3 separate regions of the Homo sapiens genome follow, and regions 2 and 3 are each linked to region 1. Evidence: chromatin loops called from intact Hi-C (ENCODE). Cell type or tissue: heart right ventricle. All regions are shown on one strand.

What was found. A loop is a pair of places that touch in the nucleus more often than their neighbours do. Peaks named below come from ENCODE experiments on the same cell type or tissue, not always from the same donor. Only the 100,000 strongest peaks of a DNase experiment are listed, where the experiment ranks them.
Region 2: a loop joins it to region 1, with 2.2 times the contacts of the local background. A loop is called at or near these places in 37 of 110 quality-filtered maps.
Region 3: it touches region 1 in a loop (2.0-fold over the local background); 9 of 110 quality-filtered maps call a loop at or near these places.

Annotation. Positions count from the first base shown.
Region 1 is chr19:15,476,027-15,484,026 of GRCh38, forward strand. PGLYRP2 (peptidoglycan recognition protein 2) reads right to left here and starts at 3,475. Exons shown (of 5, transcript NM_052890.4): 1 at 3,285-3,475; 2 at 1-582. The coding sequence starts at 3,345. In heart right ventricle, a CTCF peak has its summit at 3,743 (motif pointing right); no DNase peak of the experiment used is centred here.
Region 2 is chr19:15,541,267-15,549,266 of GRCh38, forward strand. It overlaps CYP4F22 (cytochrome P450 family 4 subfamily F member 22), which reads left to right. Exons shown (of 14, transcript NM_173483.4): 9 at 2,705-2,771; 10 at 2,884-3,013; 11 at 6,842-6,975; 12 at 7,872-7,936. Among named protein-coding and RNA genes, the nearest start is that of CYP4F22, 37 kb to the left of the region's middle. In heart right ventricle, no CTCF peak of the experiment used is centred here; no DNase peak of the experiment used is centred here; H3K27me3 peaks cover 1,544 bases.
Region 3 is chr19:15,521,461-15,529,460 of GRCh38, forward strand. It overlaps CYP4F22 (cytochrome P450 family 4 subfamily F member 22), which reads left to right. Exons shown (of 14, transcript NM_173483.4): 2 at 2,233-2,339; 3 at 3,876-4,098. The coding sequence starts at 3,877. Among named protein-coding and RNA genes, the nearest start is that of CYP4F22, 17 kb to the left of the region's middle. In heart right ventricle, no CTCF peak of the experiment used is centred here; no DNase peak of the experiment used is centred here; H3K27me3 peaks cover 5,380 bases.

The DNA of each region.
Region 1 (8,000 bases):
CCATGGTCGGTGGGGACTTGGCTTTGGCATCTGGCAAGGAAGCTTGGACATCTGGACAGCCTTTTGTAGCATCTGGAGTGTTGGCTCCAATATCTGCAGTGGTGACATCTGGAGAGCCATCCCTGAGTCCTGGGGAGGAGGTGGCTCTTACATCTGGAGCAATGGCCACAACATCTGGAAAGGTATCTCCAGTCTCCCAAGGGGCAGCCATGCTGTCCAAGGGCAAATTTATGACCCTGCGCCCTTGCAGCCCTGCCTCCAGCCCCGCCAGCAGAGGCTCCACAGCCACGGTCGAGCCATCAGGTGCCAGCACCACCCCATATTCCTTCCCTTCTCGTACGTCATGTCGGGCCACCTCCTTGGTCAGGCCTAACAGCTCTGGGCTTAGTGGGCAGGGATCCAACTCTGTAGCATTGAGGCTCCATGCCCCCAGCAGGAAGTGGTAGAGGCGATTGTGGGGGCCAGAGTTTGGAGCTGACATCAGCCACGCAGAAGCTGTGTGTCTGGTCTTGGCAGCTGGCACTTTCTGCTCCAGCTCAGCCAGGGCCTGGATGACAGAGTCCATGAGCAGGGGCAGGGAGGCTGCAGGAGGAAAGAATGTGTTAGCCCAGCCCCACCCATTCCTGAGCCTCCTTGTATTGATTCCACATCTACCCAATGCTCCCAGCCCTCCATCTGATAACCCCATGACCCCCAACACTATCCTTGTGTAGATGAGGAAAGTGAGGTACACAGACTATTGCCTGTTGGTTAAGGAGCTCAGACTGTCTGTGAGTACTGGGGAGCCATGGCAGATTTATGAGCAGGACAGAGGTGTGACGAACCTGGCATTCTAAGACTCCTTTCTTAGGCTTAGATTTGTTTGGCTGCCATAAGGAAATGGATTTTTGGGGTGCCAGGATAGAAAAGGGGAGACAGTGTGGAGGTGAGAGATGAAGGTGGCAGAAGGTAGGTAGTGACATTGCAGTGGACAAAAGTGGAAGAGTCCCCAGATCGTGAGAGGGAGAGATGGATGGTCTTTTGTGATGAATTGAAGTTAAAAATTGGGGATGTTAGAGGGAAAGGTATTTTGAAAGATGCCTGGGACTGGCTGTGGTGGCTTAGGCCTGTAATCCCAGCACTTTCGGAGGCCGAGGTGAGTGGATCACCTGAGATCAGGAGTTCAAGGCCAGCCTGGCCAACACCGTGAAACCCCATCTCTAATAAAAATACAAAAATTAGCCAGGCATGGTGGTGTGTGCCTGTAATCCCAGCTACTTGGGAGGCTGAGACGGGAGAATCACTTGAACATGGGAGGTGGAGGTTGCAGTGAGCCGAGATTGCGCCACTGCACTCCAGCCTGGGTGACAGAGTGAGACTTTGTCTCAAAAAAAAAAAAAAAAAAAAAAATGCCAGACGCAGTGGCTCACGCCTGTAATCCCAGCACTTTAGGAGGCAGAGGCGGGTGGATCACCTGAGGTCGGGAGCTCAGGACCAGCCGGATCAACATGGCGAGACTCCGTCACTACTAAAAATACAAAAATTAGCTGGGCATGGTGGCACACACCTGTAACCCCAGCTACTCAGGAGGCTGAGGCAGGAGAACTGCTTGAACCCAGGAGGTGGAGGTTGCAGTGAGCCAAGAACCCCCCACTGCATTCCAGCCTGGGTGACAGAGTGAGACTCCATCATAAAATAAAATAAATAAAATAAAATTAAATTAAAATAAAATAAAATAAAATAAAATAGCCTGGGAGGCAGGGGGAAGAGCAGGATGGGCTTGTGCCATGTTGGGGAAATGTCAGTGGCTGAACTGCAAACCTAGAAATGCTAAGTTAGGCTCAGAGCTGGTTCAGAGATGGGTTATCAAATAATAGCTAACTTTCAGTAAACATTTACTATGTGCTAGCTACTAGTCTAGGTGACTTATATATTAATAATTTAACGCAGTTAGTCTTCACAACTCTTGTGAGGTAGGTCCTTTTAGCCCCTGTCTTAGTACATTGGTGCTGCTATAACAGATCTCTGAGGTTGGGTAATTTATGAAAAACAGAAATTTGGCCAGGTGTGCTGGCACATGCCTGTAATCCCAGCACTTTGGGAGGCCGAGGCAGGCGGATCACTTGAGGTCAGGAGTTTGAGACCAGCCTGGCCAACATGGTGAAACCCCGTTTCTACTAAAAATACAAAAGTTAGCCGGGTGCGGTGGCGGGCACCTGTAATCCCAGCTACTTGGGGGGCTGAGGCAGGAGGATCTGTTGAACCCGGGAGGTGGAGGTTGCAGTGAGCTGAGATCATGCTGCTGCACTCCAGCCTGGGCGACAGAGTCAGACTCTGTCTAAAAAACAAAAAAAAAGAACAGACATTTATTTCTCATAGTTCTAGAGGCTGGGAAGTCCAAGATCAAAGCACTGGCATTTGGGACTTCCTAGCCTGCAGAACTGCAAGAAAGTAAATTTCTCTTCTTTACAAATTTACTCAGTTTCAGGTACCCTGGCCTATATAGAAGCACAAAGGGACTAAGATGGTGTCCCTTTACAGATGAGGCATCTGAAGCACAGAGAGGTTAAGTTACCTGCCTAAGGTCACACAGGAAGGAAGTGGCAGAGGCAGGATTTGCCTTTGTTTTTTTTTTTTTTTTTTGAGACGGAGTCTTGCTCTATCATCCAGGCTGGAGTGCAGTAGTGCTCAGCTCACTGCAACCTCCTGAGTTCAAGCAATTTTCTGGCCTCAGCCTCCTGGGTAGCTGGGATTACAGGTGCCTGCCACCACGCCTGGCTAATTTTTGGTATTTTTAGTAGAGATGGGGTTTCACCATGTTGGCCAGGCTGGTCTCGATCTCCTGATCTCAAGTGATCTGCCCGCCTTGATCTCCCAAAGTGCTGGGATTACAGGCCTGGCCAGTAGTAGAATTTGAATCCAGGAAGTCTTACTCGACACACTCTCCTGGTCTAGAATCTAGGTTCTTCTCCAGTCCACCACCTAACCTGTGTAGCTTTGCTCTTCTCTGCAAAAAATGCCCTTTCTGGCTTCTCCCCCAAATCATTTCTCTTTCTTCCTAGCCTAGCTCTTATGTCTCCTCCTCCAAGAAGCCTTCCCTACTTTTGCTCTCCAGGCCCCAGATTCCTTCCCTTATCCTTGCCTTGACTCTGTGGAGCTGGGAATATCTATGTCCCCATGCTGGAGCTTCTTTGAGAGCTTGAGTCTCCAGCCTCACTCCATGCAGGGCAAGACATAGATGGGACAGCAGTACGCCTTCTGCAGAGCCAAGAGGTTTGGTCCCAGGACTCTGCCCCCTGACTCACCTGTCCCTGGGTCTGACCACAGTAGCAATCCGAGTAGGATCCAGAGGACACCCTGGGCCATTGTTGCAGGATTCCAGCTTCCAAGGGGTATTTCTGGTTGGCCTCGGCAGAGAACCTCGGCAGTGCTGGAGGGAGACAGGCACAGAGAACTGAGCAGAGCCTTTGACCACTGTCAAAGTCCAGCGGCGAATGACAGACCTGCCTCTCGTAGAGCTGTGGGCGGGAGGCAGCAGGGACATGGGGCAGCGTACCCTGGGTCAAGGTCATCTGGGCATCCTGGTCTCCCCCAGTCTCTTCTGTCCCTCCTAGGCTGAGGTCAGTGGTCAGTAAGCCAGGCCCATCCCCAGAGGGGCCTGGAGACCAGGTGGTTCAGACTCCATAAACTCTGCCCATTCTCCAGTGAGGTGGACCGAGGCAACCCCTCAAGTCCTGTCCCTCCCCATAGTGACGGCTCTGTAGCCGCTGCTGGCCACCAGAGGGGACTCTCAGCTGCCGCCTGCTGTACTGGTAAGACCGGCTGTGTTGAGGGAGAGGAGAGAAGCAGAGGCCTGAAGTTGGCACTGCCTTCTGCTTTTTTTTGCAACCAACACTTCAGGCTCAGGCACAGCATCGGTGCGGGGGCTGAGGACAGTGTTTGCTGAGGCCTGAAGTTGGCACTGCCTCCTGCTTTTTTTTGCAACCAACACTTCAGGCTCAGGCAGAGCATGGGTGCAGGGGCCGAGGACAGTGTTTGCTGAGGCCTGCTCTGAGCCCATGGGGACCAGGGGCTGTCACCTCTCATCCAGTTCCAGCCCTTGATTTCAAGCCACCAGCAGTAGCTGAGAGCAGGGGTTGAGCTTGAGTGTTCAGGACCCTGGCATTGTTCCAGGAGCTGGCTTCTGGACTCACCTGGGCTGACAGTGAAATGTCCTTCCTCTTCTCCGGGTGCCCATGACTGAGACCTGCAGAATGGACCCATCTCCCCTTTATTCTGGCATCAGATGGGGCAGGTTGACATGACTGGGCTGTTGTGTATGTAAATTGCTTCCCTGTGGGGCTCCCACCTCAAAACCAGCCCGGGGAGTTTCCAGGAGACCCACCAGCTGGAGACTCAGCCAGGGCAGGCCTGGGAATGTCCAGCCTGAGCCAGGCCTGGGATTCCCCTGGGGGCCACCCCTGGGGCCTCCTCAGGTGTCCTCTTTCTGGGGACCTCCCAGAAAAAAGCTGGGCACATAGTGGAAGCTCAGGATGTAGGGTGCTAAGTGATAGAGTGAATGGGGGACACTTCCCATGGGAGTAAGAGACAATGTCCTCCTCCAAGCTCGTTTCCCAGGATTTGGGGATAGGAGCTTTGCCTGGTAGAACCATATGAAGGTTGTGGGCTGAGGCAGGGACTAGGTTGAGGCATCCTCTTTGCCGCAAAATTTAAGGCAGTGTTGAAAATCTAAGTCATCAATAACTTTTTTTTTTTTTGAGACGGAGTCTCGCTCTGTCACCCAGGCTGGAGTGCAATGGCACGATCTCAGCTCACTACAACCTCCACCTCCCAGATTCAAGCAATTCTCCTGCCTCCCTGCCTCAGCCTACCAAGTAGCTCAGGTTACAGGCATGCGCCACCATGCCTGGCTAATTTTTGTATTTTTAGTAGAGACGGGGTTTTGCCACGTAGGCCAGGCTGGTCTTGAACCCCTGACTCAGGTGATCCACCCAACTTGGCCTACCAAATTGCTGGGATTACAAGCGTGAGCCACCATGCCCGGCCGATAAATAATTTTAAGACTTTTTTAGAACAGTTTTATTATTATTATTATTTTTAAAGATGGAGTCTTGATATGCTGGCCAGGTTGGTCTTAAACTCTTGGCCTCAAGCAATCCTCCTGCCTCGGCCTCCCGAAATGCTAGGATTACAGGCGTGAGCCACTGCACCCAGCTTTATTTTTTATTTTATTATTATTATTTTTTGAGGCAGGGTCTCCCTCTGTCACCCAGGCTGGAGTGTAGTGGTGCAATCTTGGCTTACTGCAGCCCTGCTTCCCAGGTTCAAGTGATTCTCCTGCCTCAGCCTCCCAAGGAGCTGAGATTACAGGTGCCCGTCCACCACTTCCAGTTAATTTTTGTATTTTTAGTAGAGACGGGATTTCAGCATGTTGGCCAGGCTGGTCTCAAACTCCCAACCTCGGGTGATCCACCTGTCTTGGCCTCTCAAAGTGCTGGGATTACAGGCTTTTTTTTTTTTTTTTTTTTTTTTTGAGACAGAGTCTCGCTCTGTTGCCTAGGCTGCAGTGTAGTGGCACAATCTTGGCTCACTGCAGCCTCTGCCTCCCAGGTTCAAGCTATTCTCCTGCCTCAGCCTCCCGAGTAGCTGGGATTACAGGTCCCCGTCACCACTCCCGGCTGATTTTTGTACTTTTAGTACAGATGTAGTTTCACCATGTTGGCCAGGCTGGTCTTGAACTCCTGACCTCAGGTGATCCACCCGCATCGGCCTCTATTTTTAATTTTTTATAGAGATGAGGGTCTCGCTATGTTGGCCAGGCTGGTCTCATCTCCTGGACTCAAGGGATCCTCCTGCCTTAGCTTCCCAAAGTGCTGGGATTACAGGCGTGAGCCACCATGCCTGGCCTAGAGCAGTTTTAGGTTCGTGACAAAATTGAGCAGAAGTTACAGAGAGTTCTACTCCCTGCCTTGACACATGCACAGACTCTCGTATTATCACTATCCAGCACCAGAATGGTATATCTGTTACAATCGATGAACCTTCACTGACACATCATTATCACCCAAAGTTCATCATTTCCATTAGGGTTTGCTCTTGGTGGTGTACATTCTATGGGTTTGGACAAATGTATAATGACATATGTCCACCACTAGAGTGTCATACGGAGTACAGTTGACCCTTGAACAACATGGGTTTGACCTGTGAGGGTCAACTTATATCTGGATTTGTTTCAATAAAAATTACATGGACTGTGCCTGCCTCTCCTCTCCCCTTCCTCCTCTTCCACCTCTGCCACCCCTGAGACAGCAAGACCCCTCCTCTTCCTCCTCCTCAGCCTACTCAACATGAAGACGGTGAGGATGAAGACCTTTATGATGATTCTCTACTTAATGAATAGTAAATATACTTCCTCTTCCATATTTTCTTCCTTCTCTTCCTTCTCCTTTCTTCCCTTCTCCTTCCTTCCTTCCTTCCCTCCCTCCCCCCTTCCTCCCTCCCTCCTTTCTTTCTTTTTTCTTTCTTTCTTTCTTCCTTTCTTTCTTTCTTTCTTTCTTTCTTCCTTCCTTCCTTCCTTCCTTCCTTCCTTCCTTCCTTCCTTCCTTCCTTCTTTCTTTCTTTCTTTCTTTCTTTCTTTCTTTCTTTCTTTCTTTCTTTCTTTCTTTCTCTTTCTTCTCTTTCTTTCTCTTTTTCTCTTTCTTTCTGGCAGAGTCTCATTCTGTCCCCCAGGCTGGAGTACAGTGGCGTAATCTCAGCTCACTGCAGCTTCCATCTCCTGGGTTCAAGCGATTCTCCTGCCTCAGCCTCCTGAGTAGCTGGGATTACAGGTACCTGCCACTATGCCCGGATAATTTTTGTATTTTTAGTAGAGATGGGGTTTCACCATGTTGGGCAGGCTGATCTCGAACTCCTGACCTCAGGTGATCCATCCACCTCAGCCTCCCAAAGTGCTGGGATTACAGGCATGAGCCACTGCACCTGGCTCGTGGATTTTTTCCAATAAGTTACATGGAGTGTGTCTGCCTCTCCTCTCTCCCCTTCCACCTCCTCCACCTCTTCCACCTCTGCCACCCCTCAGACAGCAAGACCAACCCCTTCCCTTCCTCCCCCTCAGCCTATTCAACATGAAGACGATGAAGATGAAGACCTTTATGATGACACACTTCTACTTAATGAATAGTAAACATACTTCCTCTTCCATACGATTTTCTTAGTAACTCTTCTTTTTTCCCAGGTTCAGGTGATTCCCTCGCCTCAGCCTCCAGAGTAGCTGGGACTACAGGCATGCACCACCAAGGCTAGCTAAGTTTTCTATTTTTAGTGGAGATGGAGTTTTACCACATTGGCTAAACTGGTCTTGAACTCATGACCCCAGGTAATCCACCTGCCTTGGCCTCCCAAAGTGTTGGGATGACAGGCGTGAGCCACTGCACCCCACCTGATTTCCCTTTAAAGCTTGGAGTTGGGGCAGAGACTGCCTTGTTTTAAGCCAGGGGCATGTCATGGATGGCAGGCTCTTTCCTTAGGGTCTATGTAGGATTTGTGACCTTCTGGGGCAGGACCCTTCCTCCAGGGAGCCTCTGTGGTTACCCCTTGCTCCCCTTACTCCTCCCAGCTCCCTGACCTGCTGTTCTTCCCTTCAACCTAGGCTGTGCTTACAGTGCTGGAAGGTTCTTTGTCCAGTTTTGTCTCCCCAAATCTAGGAGATGCTGAGTTTTTGGGGCTGTCCAGAAGTGCCCAGCACAGACTCAAGACCAAGTGAGTGTCAGGGAGGGATTGCTAAATGCACAAAAAGCCTGATGAATGATGTGGGGCCAGTTTGGGGTCAGGATCTGAAACACACACATGTACACCCACATTCAGGCACTCACACACCAATGCATCAGGGCTGGGCTGGGCCTGGGAGGCAGAAAGAAGGCTGGAAATCCCACAATGAATCACCTCTACCCCAGGTTTCCTTCAACCTCAGGAGGCCCACTTGTCAGATAAATCAAGGCCCCTTGGCCGGGTGCGGTGGCTCA
Region 2 (8,000 bases), 65 kb after region 1:
ATCAAGGTATCTGCAGGGCTGGTTTCTTCTAAGGCCCATGAAGGATGAATCTGTTCCAGGCCTTGCTCCCTGGCTTGCAGAAGGCTGTCTTCTCCCTATGTCTGCGGATCATCTTCCCTCTGTGCCTGTCTCTGTCTTCGTCTCTTTGTATAAGGATTAGGGCCCTGCCCTAATGAGTTCATTTTGTCTTGATTACTTCTGCAAAGACCTCTCTCCAAACACGGTCATAGCCTGAGGTACTGGAAGTTAGGACTTATGAATTCTAGCGGAGGGGGGGTGGGCAGGGAACCATTCAGCTCATCACAATTGCAAAAATGAAATACATGACCTTGGGCTGGGCGTGGTGGCTCATACCTGTAATCCCAGCACTCTGGGAGGCCAAGGCAGGTGGATCACTTGAGGTCAGGAATTCGAGACCAGCCTGACCAACATGGAGAAACCCCATCTCTACTAAAAATACAAAATTAGCCGGGCGTGGTGGCACACACCTGTAATCCCAGCTACTCGGGAGGTTGAGGCAAAAGAATCACTTGAACCTGGGAGGCGGAGGTTGCGGTGAGCTGAGATCATGCCATTGCACTCAAGTGAAACTCCGTCTCAAAAAAAAAAAAAAAAAAGAAAAAAAAGAAATACATGACCTTGAAGAGATGAGACACTTCTATGGTCACTCATTGGTGTGTCTGTGGACCTTTTGGGTTCTGGATTCAAATAGTCCTGGATTCCAGTCCTGGCTCTGTCGCTTAGTGGATGTTTGACCTTAGTCATTGACTCTTCTTCCCAAGCCTCAGTTTCTCCATTTATACCATGGTGATCATAAAACCTGATCACAAGGTTGTCAGGCATCCAGTGGGATGCTTGGTGTTGGAGGCTGCTCAAGAAATATGAACTTCCTTCTTCTCCTCACTGTTGACTTTCTGTCCCTCTTTACATCTTTCTTTTCTTTTTTCTTGTTTTTTAAAAATGTAATTTAAAGTTCCAGGATAAGCCGGGCGCAGTGGCTCACCCCTGTAATCCCAGCACTTTGGGAAGCTGAGGTGGGAGGATCACCTGAGGTCAGGAGTTCAAGACGAGCCTGGCCAACATATTGAAACACCGTCTCTACTAAAAATAAAAAAAAAATATTAGCCGGGCGTGGTGGCATGCATCTGTAATCCCAGCTCCTCTGGAGGCTGAGGCAGGAGAATCGCTTGAACCCTGGAGGCAGAGGTTGTAGTGAGCCAAGATTGCGCCACTGCACTCCAATCTGGCAACAAGAGAGAAACTCCATCTCAAAAAATTTTTTTTTAAATTAAATGGAAAGTTCAAGGATACGTGTGTAGGGCGTGCAGGTTTGTTACGTAGGTAAACATGTGCCATGGTGGTTTACTGCACCTATCAACTCATCACCTAGGTATTAAGCCCTGCATGCATTTGCTATTTATCCTGATATTCTCCCTCCTCCTGCCACCCTGATAGGCCCCCCAAGTGTGTGTTGTTTCCCCCCTGTGTCCGTGTGTTTTCATTGTTCAGCTCCCACTTATAAGTGGGAACATGTGGTGTTTGGTTTTCTGTTCCTGCCTTAGGTTGCTAAGGATGATGGCTTCCAGCTCCATTCAGGTCCCTGCAAAGGACATAATCTTGTTCCTTTTTATGGCTGCATAATATTGCATGGTATATATGTACCACATTTTCTTTATCCAGTCTTTCATTGATGGGCATTTGGGTTGATTCCATGTCTTTGTTATTGTCAATAGTGCTGCAATGAACATATGTGTGCGTGTATCTTTATAATAGAATAATTTATATTCCTTTGGTTGTATACCCGGTAATGGGATTGCTGGGTCAAGTGGTATTTCTGGTTCTAGGTCTTTGAGGAATTGCCACATTGTCTTCCACAATGGTTGAACTAATTTACGTTCCCATCAACCTTGTAAAAGCGTTCCTATTTCTCCACAGCCTCACCAGCATCTCTCACTCAGGGTCTTGCTCTGTCACACAGGCTGGGGTGCAGTGATGCGGTCATGGTTCACTGCAGCCTTGATCTCCTGGGCTTAATCCTCCTGCCTCAGCTTCACCAGTAGCTGGGACTACAGGCATGCATCACCACACCTGGCTGATTTTTTTTTTGTAGAAATGGGGTCTTACCATGTTGCCCAGGCTGGTCTTGAACGCCTAGGCTCAAGTGATCCTCCCACCTTAGCTGCCCAAAGTGTTGGGATTATAGGTGTGAGCCACCATGCTGGGCACTTTCCATCTTTATTAGACAAGTTGCATACTTCCATCTTCCTGGACTAGTTCCCCCCACAGCTTGGCTTAAGAGAGAGAGGGGAGCCAGGCGTGGTAGCTCATGTCTGTAATCCCAGCACTTTGGGAGGATGAGGCAGGTAGATCACTTGAGGCCACGAGTTCGAGACCGGCCTGGCCAATATGGCAAAATTGCATCTCTACTAAAAATACAAAAATTAGCTTGGAGTGGTGGCATGTGCCTGTAATCCCAGCTATTCAGGAGGCTGAGGCACGAGAATCACTTGAACCTGACAGTCGGAGGCTGCAGTTAGCCGAGATTGTGCCACCGCACTCCAGCCTGGGTGATAGAGCGAGACTCCATCTCAGAAAAAAAAAAAAAAAAAAAGATGGGGGCGGGGAGATATCTGAGTTTTGAGGAGCCCCTAGGATGCGGAGGGTGGGATGAAGTGGGCTGAGCACCCTCTACTGCCCATTCCAGGATGAAGATGGAAAGGAACTGTCAGACGAGGATATCCGAGCCGAAGCAGACACCTTCATGTTTGAGGGTGAGGATGTGGGGTGAGGCTGGAGGAGGGCAGGAAGGGACATCATTGTCTGTAGACAGCATCTCTGCTTTCTTCAGGCAGCCTCCATTCAGATACCCTCATCTCCCTGCAGGTCACGACACAACATCCAGTGGGATCTCTTGGATGCTGTTCAATTTGGCAAAGTATCCGGAATACCAGGAGAAATGCCGAGAAGAGATTCAGGAAGTCATGAAAGGCCGGGAGCTGGAGGAGCTGGAGTGGTGAGTGTGGGGTCAGGGGAATGGAGGGGGCAGGTTGAGGCCAGAGCCTTGGGTGTAAGCCTCTGCTCTCCCACTTACTGATTGTGTGACCTCAGACAAGCCACTTTAGCTTCCTGAATTGCAATTTCTTCAGCTACAAAATGGGGGTGGTTATAGTGCCTATGCCCACCTCATAATGCAGAAGTTCTCAAAGTGTCCTAGTCAGCAATTATTGCAATGATGCTGCATAATGAACAGCTCCCAAACTTAGTGGTTTACAGCAAGCATTTGTTTCTTGCTTTTGTATGCACACATTTCTTGCTCTTGTCTGCTCATTACTCTAATTGCTGTTGGACTTGGCTGAGTGGAGTGGAGTTGCTTCAAAACTAAGAGCTGGGTTCAGATCTGCTTCATATACTCCCTTTCTGTTCTCTTTGGACCAGAGGCTACCCTGGGTCGTATTCTTCTCAAGGCAGATTCCAGAAGCACAAAAAGCCATGAAATTTAAAAGCTTTGCTTGGGCCGGGTGGGGTGGCTCACGCCTGTAATCCCAGCATTTTGGGAGGCCGAGGTGGGTGGATCACCTGAGATCAGGAGTTCGAGATCAACCTGGCCAACATGGTGAAACCCCATCTCTACTAAAAATACAAAAATTAGCCAGGTACGGTCATGGGTGCCTGTAATCCCCCCTACTCGGGAGGCTGAGACAGGAGAATCACTTGAACCTGGGAGGTGGAGTTTGCAGTGAGCTGAGATTGCACCACTGCACTCCAGCCTGGGCTACAAGAGTGAAACTCTGTCCCCACCCCCCCACAAAAAAAGATAAAATAAGTAAATAAATAAAATAAAAAAAAAAAACAAAAGCTGTGCTTGCACTAGAAGATTGCATTGGCTAAAACAAGTCACGTGACCAAGCCCAGCATGAATGGGGCAGGACATATACTCCACTCACCTGAGCAGAAGGCACTGAAGAATCATATGACAAAGGGTACAGGTATATAATTCTAATTCAGGGAGGAAGTGGAGAATCAGAACACATACCCAGTCTCTACCAGATTCATGCTATGTAGAGCTGATTCTGGGTGATGAAAAGAAAACACAGCATTAGGCTGGGCGTGGTGGCTCATGCCTGTAATTCCAGCACTTTGGGAGGCCGAGGGGGGTGGATTGCTTGAGCTGAGGTGTTTGAGACCAGCCTGGGCAACATGACGAAACCCTGTCTCTACAAAAAAATACAAAAATTAGCTGGGTGGGGTGGCGCATGCCTATAGTCCCAGCTACTTGGGAGGCTGAGGTGGGAGGACTGCTTGAACCCAGGAGGTGGAGGCTGTGGTGAGTCAAGATTACGCCACTGCACTCCAGCCTGGGTGACAGAGTGAGACCCTGTCTCAAAAAAAAAAAAAAAAAAAAAAAGAAAAGAAAAGAAAAGAAAAGAAGAAAAACACAGCCGCAACATTAAATAGCATCAACTCACACAGTGAGGAGGTTCCTTTCGGTTCTATTTCAACCTTTTGCCTTATGGCCTCAGGGGGACATGCTCAGTGGGGTGCTACTGTGTCCTGAACACTTTGCTAATCTTCCTTTTAAACAAGTGGAGAAGATGTCTCAGGTTGAGAGAGTTGGGTGGGAGTTGGTGTGTAGACACAATTTAATAACACACTACTGCTTTCACAGTGGTGTTTGTATGGATGAATACCTTTATGCCAGGGATGCTGTTTGCCCTTTATAGCAACATGAAGTTTATTTTTTTTTAAGACACAGGCTGGAGTGCAGTGGCATAATCATAGCTCACTGCAGCCTCAAACTCCTGGGCTCAGGCAATCTTCCTGCCTCAGCCTCCTGAGTAGGTGGGACTATAGGAGTGTGCCACCACAACTGGCTAATTTTTAACATTTTTTTAAGAGATGGGGACTTGCTGTGTTGCCCAGGCTGCTCTCAAATCCCTGAGTGCAAGCAGTCCTCTTACTTTGGCCTCCCAAAGTGCTGGGATTATAGGTGTGAGCCACTGTGCCCAGCCATAAAGTTTCTTTGAAAGAGAACCTGGGCCAGGTGCAGTGGCTCATGCCTGTAATCCCAGCACTTTGGGAGGCTAAGGCGGGTGGATCACTTGAGGCCAGAAATTCAAGACCAACCTGGGCAACATGGTGAAACCCTGTCTCTACTAAAAATACAAAAATTAGCTGGGCGTATTGGTGTGTGCCTGTAATCCCAGCTGCTTGAGAAGCTGAGGCGTGAGAATTGCTTGAACCTGGGAAGCAGAGGTTGCAGTGAGCTGAGATTGTGCCACTGCACTCCTGCCTGGATGAAACAGCAAGACGCCATCAAAAAAGAAAGAGAACCTGCTAATTTAAAGAAACTAATCTAATCTAGAACATGAACCAAGAGTTATCATTAGCCCAATTTTGGGCCCTAAAGTCCAAGGGAAAAAATATTAAGTAAATGATATTATAAGGAGATAATGCACTTTTCTTTTCTTTCTTTTTTCTTTTTTTCTTTCTTTCTTTTTTTGAGATAGGCTCTCACACTGTGGCCCAGGCTGGAGTACAGTGGCATGATCATAGCTCACTACAGCCTCCTGAGTAGCTGGGACCACAGGTGTGTGCCATCATGCCCAGCTAATTTTTTAACTTTTGGTAGAGATGGGGTCTCTCTTTGTTGCCCAGGCTGGTCACGAACTCCTGGGCTCAAGTTATCCACTTGCTTCGGCCTCCCAAAGTGCTGGGATTACAGGTATGAGCCACCATGCCTGGCCTGCACCAGTTTTTTTTTTTTTTTTTTTTTTAAGACAAGAGTCTCACTCTGTCACCCAGGCTAGAGTGTAGTGGTGCAATCTCATCTCACTGCAACCTCCGCCTTCCGGGTTCAAGCAATTCTCTTGCCTCGGCCTCCCAAGTAGCTGAGACTACAGGTGCACGCCACCACACCCAGCTAATTTTTGTGTTTTTTAGTAAAGATGGGGTTTTGCTATGTTGGCCAGACTGATCTTGAACTCCTGACCTCAGACGATCGCCCATCTCAGCCTCTGCAAGTGCTGGGATTACAGGCGAGAGCCACCACACCTGTCCTGCAGCAGTTTTTTAAGTACAGAAATGGACCATATAAACTGGCATATTGCTGTTGCCGTGAGTCCCCTTGGCTGTCCTGGCACCTCGCCTAGGTGCCCCTGGACCTCCACATAATTCATCAATTAAAGGCTTAATGCTGGGCCCAGCAGAGGGCCCAGTGCTAGTGCTGTTCTGAGCGGTTGGTGCTCAGATACTTTGCATCCTAAGTATTAGTACTGGCCGGGCACTGTGGCTCACGTTTGTAATCCCAGCACTTTGGGAGGCCGAGGTGGGTGGATTGCCTGAGGTCAGGCGTTTGAGACCAGCCTGGCCAACATGGAGAAACCCTGTCTCTACTAAAAATACAAAAATTAGCCGGGTGTGGGTGCGCATGCCTGTAATCCCAGCTACTTGGGAGGCTGAGGCAAGAAAATTGCTTGAACCTGCAAGGCTGAGGTTGCAGTGACCCGAGATGCGCCACTATGTTCTAGCCTGGGCAACAAGAGCGAAACTCGGTCTTAAAAAAAAAAAAGAAAGAAAAAGGAAAAGAAAAAACAAAAAAACCACTAAATATTAGTACTTCCCACCTGTGCATGAGACAACTGCAAATGGCAGAAATTGGGGCAAGTCTAAAATCCTGGACTGGTTTCTTGCCCAGCTGCCCCTGAGAGAGAGAGAGAGAGAGAGAGAGAGGGAGAGAGTGTGTGTGTGTGTGTGTGTGTGTGTGTGTGTGTGTGTGTGTGTGTGTTTTGGGGAGGTGGTGCCATGGTGGCTCGGCCTCTAGTTATATCTCCATTCTCCCCAGGGACGATCTGACTCAGCTGCCCTTTACAACTATGTGCATTAAGGAGAGCCTGCGCCAGTACCCACCTGTCACTCTTGTCTCTCGCCAATGCACGGAGGACATCAAGCTCCCAGATGGGCGCATCATCCCCAAAGGTGCCTACCATGTTCCGCCTGCTGCTGGTGCACTGCCTCCAATGATGTAGCTGCTCTATTGTCCACAGGGGCCTGGCTATGCCTGCCCCAGGTGCACTATCCCTGCAGATGGGATAGCTCTCTGTGTGCCTGTTGCTTCTGGGGTGTTGGAGAAAACCCAGTTGTGTGTGCAGGGAGATAGAGCCGGGTGAGTCCAGGTGGAAAGGAAGGAGGCAGTGTCGCAGGGATGGGCCTGTGAGGGTGCAGTTGGGGAGGGTCAGTTTCATTCAGTTGCCAGTTACTCCCTGGAGACCAAGCCCTGCCTTGGTTGATACAGGGGACCCTGGCTCAGGTTTTGAGTATTGCCCTTTCTGGGGGAGATACAGCAGGGTGCAGACATTCCCAGGCGTATGGAATCAGGAATGGGCTAAAGGGAGAGACAGGGGCTGGAGTAGCTCCAATATGGAGAGGAATGCAGGGAGGGCTGCCTGGAGGAGGGAATGTGGGAGGTGAGGCTTGGAGTGTGGAAGTGAAAGAGTGAGCATGTTTATGGAGTAGAGCCTCAGGATGCAGATTTTGAAAGGCCTTGAGTGCCAGGTGATGGCGCTTGAACTCAATCCTGGGGGCAGCAGGGAGCCAAGGTAGGTGTTTGAGCTGAAGAGGAGCAATGTCAGATCTGCGAGTAAGAAAGATCCCTATGTGGCCAGCTTGGCAGCCAGAAAGAAGATGATAGGTTCCTCTTAGGGAAAGGTGGGAAGAGTGGATGGGGCAGCAGAATTTTTTAGAGAAGGATGGACAGAAGGTGGTGGCAGATGGCTCATGGGAACATCATGGCTCTAGGGAGACCCAAGTTGGGGGATGTTTCTGGAGGAGGCCCTGGCTCCCCTTGGCCCCACTGATCCCATCTTTCCCCACAGGAATCATCTGCTTGGTCAGCATCTATGGAACCCACCACAACCCCACAGTGTGGCCTGACTCCAAGGTGAGTGCCTGCCCCACTCCTCCCTGCCCTCAGGTCCTCCCCTCCCCTGCGCCCCAGGGAGCCA
Region 3 (8,000 bases), 45 kb after region 1:
GACCTCAGGTGAGCTGCCCCCTCAGCCTCCCAAAGTGCTGGGAGTACAGGCATGAGCCACCCCGCCCAGCCTACTTCCACGTTTTAGTGATTATGACTTGTGCTGCTCTGAACATGAGTGTGCAAATATCTCTTCGAGACACTGCTTTCAATTCTTTGGGGGTATATCCCCAGAAGTAGAATGGATGGATTATAGGGTAATTCTATGTTTAATTTTAATTTTTTTTAAGATACAGGATCTCCCTATGTCACCCAGGCTGGGGTGCAGTCGCACGATCATAGCTCACTGCAGCCTCGAACAACTGGGCTCAAGCAATCTTCCCATCTCAGCCTCTAGAGTAGCTGGGATCACAGACATGCACCACCATGCTCAGCTTGTTTAATCTTAAAAGGAACCACCAGTGGCCGGGCGTGGTGGCTCACGCCTGTAATCCTAGCACTTTGGGAGGTGGAGGTGGGTGGATGGCCTGAGGTGAGGAGTTCGAGACCAGCCTGGCCAGCATGGTGAAACTCTGTCTCTGCTAAAAATACAAAAATTAGCCCAGCATGGTGGCGGGTGCCTATAATCCAAGCTACTCGGTAGGCTGAGGCATGAGAATTGCTTGAACCCAGGAGGCGGAGGTTGCAGTGAGCTGAGACTGTGCCACTGCACTCCAGCCTGGGCAACAAAAGCGAAACTTTGTCTCAGAAAAAAAAAAAAAAAAAAAGGAAACACCATATGGTTTTCCCCAGTGCACAACAGTTCCAATTTGTTCACATCCTCAACCACACTTATTTTCTGTTTTTTTGTTTCAGTTGCAACCATCTTAAGACTGGTCATGTAGTCTGTATTTTAAGTCATAATATCCATCCCAATTGGGATCTCCAAATCTGATGATGACCCACCCAGCTGTTTTCCCAGGAAGTGTTAACTAATAAAAATTTCACTTCTGCAGCTGGGCGAGGTGGCTCACACCTGTAAATCTCAGCACTTGGGAGGCAGAGGTGGGAGGATTGCTTGAGCCTAGGAATTTGAGATCAGCCTGGGTAACGTCATGAGACTCTGTCTCTACAGAAAATAGAAAAAATTAGCTGGGCATGATGGTGTGCACCTATAGTCCCAGCTACTCTGGAGGCTGAGGTGGGAGGATTGCTTCAGCCTGGGAGGTTGAGGCTGCATTGAGCCGTGATAGTACTCTTTAGGGTCACTATTTAGCCTGCGTGATAGAGTGAGACCCTGTCTCAAAAAGAAATTTCACTTCTTTATTTTTATTATTTTTATTTTGTTTCGAGACGGAGTCTCACTCTATCGCCCAGGCTGGAGTGCAGTGGCACGATCTCAGCTCACTTCAACCTCCGCCTCCCAGGTTCCAGCTATTCTCCTGCCTCAGCCTCCCGAGTAGCTGGGATTATAGGCGCACGCCACCACGCCCGGCTGATTTTTGTATTTTTAGTAGAGATGGGGTTTCACCATGTTGTCCAGGCTGGTCTTGAACTCCTGAACTCAAGTGATCTGCCCACCTCGGCCTCCCGAAATGTTGGGATTACAGGTGTGAGCCACTGCACCCGGCCAACAAATTTCACTTCTGCATGGAAAATGTGGTTTGGCGTTGGCTGGCAGAAGACCTAAGTGAGGCGTGGTGTGGTGGCTCATGCCTGTAATCCCAGCACTTTGGGAGGCTGAGGTGGGCGGATCACTTGAGGTCAGGAGTTCAAGACCAGCCTGGCCAACATGGTGAAACCCCGTCTCTATTAAAATACACAAAAAATAATTAGCTGGATATGGTGGCAGGTGCCTGTAACCCCAGCTACTTGGGAAGCTGAGGTGGGAGAATCGCTTGAACCCAGGAGGCAGAGGCTGCAGTGAGCTGAGATCGCACCAATGCACTTCAGCCTGGGCAACAAGAGCAAGACTCTGTCTCCAAACAAAAAACAAAAAAACTCACAACAAGATCCCATGAGAACTCACTCACTCACTATCTGGAAGACAGCGCCAAGGGGATGGTGTTAACCATTCATGAGAAACCAGCCCCGTGATCCAATCACCTTCCACTAGACCCCATCTCCAACACTGGGGATTCCAGTTCAACATGAGGTTTGGGTGGGGACACAGATCCAAACCATATCAGATTCTCTGAGATGAGGCTGGTACTGCCCGGAGCATGGTGGTGCACGGCAGATGACAAGCCCTTCCTGCCTGCTCACTGTTTTATTAACATTATGGTTACCTGACTGCTTTGTTTTGGTTCCTTAGGAGCTGGCCCTAAAGCAAGGACCTGAGTGCAAGTAATTTTTTTGGGAAGTAATAACAGAAAATACCAGCAAGGAAGAAGACAGTGAACCCAAAAGAATTGAAAACAGGTACTCAGATAAATACATGTACACACATGTTCAGAGTAGCATATTTCATAATAGCCAAAATGTAGAAACAGCCCAAATGTCTGTCCACAGATGAATGAATAAAGAAAATGTGGGGCCAGGTGTGGTGGCATGCACCTGTAGTCCCAGCTACCCAGGAGGCTGAGACAGGAGGATCACATGAGGCTGGGAGGTCAAGGCTGGAGCGAGTCGTGATCATGCCACTGCACTCCAGCCTGAGTGACAGAACCAGACCCTGTCTCAAAAGAAAAAAAAAAAAAAGGAAATGTGGAATATCCATACAATGGAATATTACTCAGCAGTACAAGGAATTAAGCTCTGATTGATGCTACAATGTGGATGAACCTCAAAAACAGGATGCCGAGTGAAGGAAGCCAGACACAAAAGGCTGCATAGCATTTAATAGATTTATATGAAATATCCAGAATACTTAAATCCATAGAGACAGAAAGCAGATTAGTGGTGCCAGGGGCTCCAGGGAGGGAGAATGGGAAGTGGCTACTAACAGGGATGGGGTTTTGTTTTGGCATAATGAAAATGTTCTGAAACTAGCTGGGTGAGGTAGCTCATGCGTGTAATCCCAGCACTTTGGGAGGCCAAGGCGGGAGGATCGCTTGAGCCCAGGAGTTCGAGACCAGCCTGGGCAACATGGCAAAATCCTGTCTCTACAAAAAAATACAAAAATTAGCTGGGCCTGGTGGCATGCACCTGTAGTCCCAGCTACTTGGGAAACTGAGGTGGGAGGATTGCTTGAGCTGGGGAGGTTAAAGCTGCAGTGAGCCGTGATCATGCCACTGCACTCCAGCTGGGTGACAGAGGAGACCTTCTTTCAAAAAGAAAGAAAGAAAGAAGGAGAGAGAGAGAGAAAGAAAGAAAGAAAGAAAGAGAGAGAGAAAGAAAGAAGTCCTGAAACTAGATGGAGGTGGTAGTTGCATTATATGTAAATGTACTCAATGCCACTGAATTATTCCCTTTAAAATAATTAATTTTGTGTTATGCGAATCTCATCTCAACTGAAAAAGAAGAAAAAGAAAAAGAAAGAGGGGGAAAGGACGTGGCCAATAGGGAGTTTCCACTGTGGGCAGCTGGAGTTTAATCTCATTGGGGAAGCCTAGAGTGAGTGTGGAACCTATATCTCAGGGTCATTGCACCCAAGGGGTGAGGGAGCTGGGGTATTTATCCACCAATGAGCCTCAGTCATTGGTTGAGAGCTGCTCCTTTGGGAGGGGTGTCTTGGTTTCCCAGCCTGACCGGCTATGCCTGGGCAGAGAATGCCCTATGGTAGAGAAGTCAAGAGGGTGGCCTTGTAAAAGTCAAGGCTGAGAGCATACGAGCAGGGCCCCGAGTGCATCCATCTGTCCAGCTGGTTGGAGATCATGGCTGGGGGATGAAGAGGTATCCTTGGTGTCTGGAACTCACGTGTGCTGGGAACCTTCTGTGCACTAGGCACACCATGCATTACCCCATGGGTCATCGTCTTGTGCATGGCACCGACCCCCTGACCCTGTGTGTCCCCAGGATGCTGCCCATCACAGACCGCCTGCTGCACCTCCTGGGGCTGGAGAAGACGGCGTTCCGCATATACGCGGTGTCCACCCTTCTCCTCTTCCTGCTCTTCTTCCTGTTCCGCCTGCTGCTGCGGTTCCTGAGGCTCTGCAGGAGCTTCTACATCACCTGCCGCCGGCTGCGCTGCTTCCCCCAGCCTCCCCGGCGCAACTGGCTGCTGGGCCACCTGGGCATGGTAAGTGTGGCCAGGCAGGACTGGGCTGGGCTGGGCTGGGCATGTGCAGGGTAATAGGTAGGGATGGTGGGCCTGCTGGCTTCCCACAGCCTCCCAAGAATCTGGTTGGGGCTAGCAGCAGATTTATATGATGGGGTATGAGGCTGAGGCTCAGAGAGGGCAAGCAGTTTACCCAAGGTCACACAGGTGGGAGGAGGCAGAACTAACTTTAAAGATGAATTATTTTGGGAGGCTGAGGTGAGAGGATTGCTTGAGGCCAGGAGTTTGAGACCAGCTTGGGAAACATAGTGAGACCCCCTCTCTACAAAAAATTCAAAAATTATATGGGTGTGGTGGTGCACACTTGTAGTCTCAGCCACTTGGGAGGCTGAGGTAGGAGGATTACTTGAGCTTAGGAGTTCGAGACCAGCCTGGGAAACACAGTGAGACCCCATCTCTATAAGAAAAATTACAAAAATTAGCTGAGTGCAGTGGCACACACCTGTAATCCCAGCTACTTGGGAGGCTGAGGCGCGAGGATTGTTTGAGCCTGGGAGTTTGAGGCTGCAGTGAGCTATGATTGTGCCACCGCATTCTAGCCTGGGTGACCTAGGGAGACCCTGTCTCTCTAAGGAAAAAAAAAAGAACTCTCTCTATAATTTTATAGCTATCACTGTACAATAGGTACCTTTACCTTTGGAGTTTGGAATCCCAGGGCAGGGTTGGAGGAGGAGAGGGGAACACATCCTATTCCCAATGTGGTTCCACTCTTCTCCCTTGAATGCTGTGGTCCTAGGTGAGGACTCTTACCCTTTTATTGCATTGAATTTTTTTCTTTTTGAGACAGGGTCTCGCTATGTTGCCTAGGCTGATCTTGAACTCCTAAGCTCAAGCAATCCTTTGGCCTCAGCCTGCTGAGTCCTTTTTAATTTTGCAGATATGTGCCAAGTATTTTTCCAGGCAAATATTAACTCATTCAGTTCTCTTGACAATTCTAGGAAGTAGGTCCCATGACTAGCCCCATTTTGCGTGGAAGATTACTGAGGCACAGAGAGGTTAAGTAGCTGACCTTAGGTCACACAGCTTGTAAGTGGCAGAGCTGGGGTTCAAACCCAGCCTGTCAAGCTCTAGCCTCCTTGATCTCAGTTCTACCCTCTGATGCCTCTAGTTTCTGTAGTTAGTTTCTAGATGAGATAGGCTAGACTTTTCCTTTTTTTTTTTTTTTTCGAGACAGTCTTTCTCTGCTACCTAGGCTAGAGTGCAGTGGTACAATCATGGCTCACTGCAGCCTCTACCTCCTGGGCTCAAGGGATCCTCCTGCCTCAGCCTCCCAAGTAGCTGCGACTGCAAGCCTGCAAGTGCATGCCCCCACGCCTGGCTAATTTTTGTACTTTTAGTAGGGACAGGGTTTCACCGTGTTGGCCAGACTGATCTCAAACCCCTGACCTCAAGTGAACCACCGTGCTCAGCCTCCCTGTTTTTAGTTCTACTCTCTGATGCCTCTACTTTCTGGATGAGATAGGCTGGACTTTCCCTTTTGGACTTTTCTCCTTCATTTCTTCCATCCCTTACCCCTGCTCAGGCCTTACCCTCTACTGCTGGTCCATGGTCCAGCCCCCTCCTTGAGTTCCTACCTCCAGTTTCATCCCTTCGGTCCGTCTCCCATCCTGGCCCCAGAGGGATTCTTGGATTCAACCACATCCCTGCCCCTGCTTACACACCCTCCATGGCTCCCTATTGCCATTCAGAAAAAGGCTGGTGTTCAAGGCCCTTTTGGCTCCAACCTCCATCCTCCTCACTTGTTCCACCATCCCTCCCTAGCTCCATAGAATCACTTCCCACTCCTGTAACAAGGCTCCCACCTCCAAGGCCTTTCCCAAAACTGTACTCTCTGTCCAGGTATCCTTCTCTGCTAGATCAACTTCTGCTCATTTTTCATGCCCCATCTCCAGTGCCCTTACTCTAGAAAGCCCTCTCTGGGTTTGATGGTTGTCCTAGAGGGAGTGGCCAGGCTCTAGTGCCTGGAGGAGTTGGCCAGGGTCAGCTCTAAAGCCCAGCCTTGACGTTGTCCTGCCCAGCTCCTGGGCCCACGGGGGCTGGGTGAGGCTGCAATTGAGCCCTGGGTGTGGACATGATCAAGGCTGAGCCTGACGGGGAAGGAGACACAGGAGCTGGAAAGGAGTCATTTGTTGGTTGAATCATTTGGCAATTGCTGAGCCTTATCACTGGCTAGGCACTGGGTTAGGCTCCTTTGTAGCTGAGCTCTTCTCTAATTCTCATAGCCTGTGAAGTGGGGATGGATCTGTCCTATTTCATGGATTCACACTTTTATGGATTTGAGCACAGAGAGGTTAAGTGGCTTGCTCAAAGTCACACAGCCGCTGAGGGTGGGTTTGAACTTGGATTTTTCTGACGTTGAGCCTGAAGCTTTCCTGCCTCATACAGCAGGTGAGGAAGTGCAGTTTTGTAGCTAGGTGGCCTGGGTTCAGGTACTAGCTTTGCAGATGATGCCAAAGCTTGCCCATATTCCTCTCAACCCATTTTTGGATGCAGTGGCCTGACGTCCAGCTGCCAGCTCCTGCATTCTAGGGGCTGTCTCTGGTGGCTGGAGCCCACTCTGCAAGTGAAATAAAGGCTGGGCACAGTGGCTCACACCTGCAATCCCAGCACGTTGGGAGGCCAAGGCAGGAGAATTGCTTGAGCCCGGGAGTTTGAGACCAGCTTGGGCAACATAGCAAGACCCAGTTTTTACAAAAAAATTAAAAATTAGCCAGGCTTGGTGGTGCATACCTAGAGTCCCAGTGCCTGTCCTGCCACTGTCGCTTCTGTGAGCTTGGGAATTAACGCCCCCAGGAGTGACCCTCAACCAATGACTGATGGGCATTGGTGTATAAATACCTCAGCTCCCTTGCCCTCAGGTGGAGTGACTCTGAGGTGCAATGCGCTACTCTGCCCTCCAAAGCTCCCCAGTGGGACCGAGCCCTGGTTGCCCTTGGTGGTAATTTCCTTGACAACTCATCCTTTACTGGTGGTCTTCTTCCCCTATCTCATGACCCATGTTTTTGGGGATCATGCCCCAAATAAACTACCTGCCCTAGAACCCTTGTCTCAGGACTTCCTTCTGGGGGAGCCTCAACCAGAACAGTCACCTACTTAACTTGCAACTTCAGAAAAACCATTCGACCTTGCTGAACAAAATAAAATGAGGAAAATAATAGCAACGGTCTCATAGGGTTCTTGTACTGATCAAATATGCCAGTACATGAAAAGTCTCCACCACAGTGACCAACACAGTGCAGGCACCTGTATGTGGTAAAGATAGCAACAGTAGTAATATCTTATTACTCACATAGCAAGTACTTGATAAATGCCAACCATGATCATTATTGTGTTTATCATTACTATTTTTATTTTTATTTTTTAAGAGACAGGGTCTTGCTCTGTCACCCAGGTTGGAGTGCAGTGGGGTGATCATAGCTCACTGCAGCCTTGACATCCCAAGCTCAGGTGGTCCTCCTGCCTCAGCCTCATGAGTAGCTGTGACTACAGGCATGTCCCACCAAGCCTGGCTAATTTTATCTTCTTATTTTATTTTATTTTTTTTTTTTGAGGTGGAGTTTTGCTCTTGTCGTCCAGGCTGGAGTGCAATGGCATGATCTCGGCTCACTGCAACCTCTGCCTCCTGGGTTCAAGCGATTCTCCTGTCTCAGTCTCCTGAGTAGCTGGGATTACAGGCGCCCACCACCAAGCCCAGCTAATTTTTGTATTTTTAGTAGAGATGGCCTTTCACCATGTTGTCCAGCCTGGTCTCGAACTCCTGACCTCAGGTGATCTGCTTGCCTTGGCCTCCTGAAGTGCTGGGATTACAGATGTGAGCCACTACACTTGGCTACTATTTTTAGCTATTGAACATCAGCCATGGG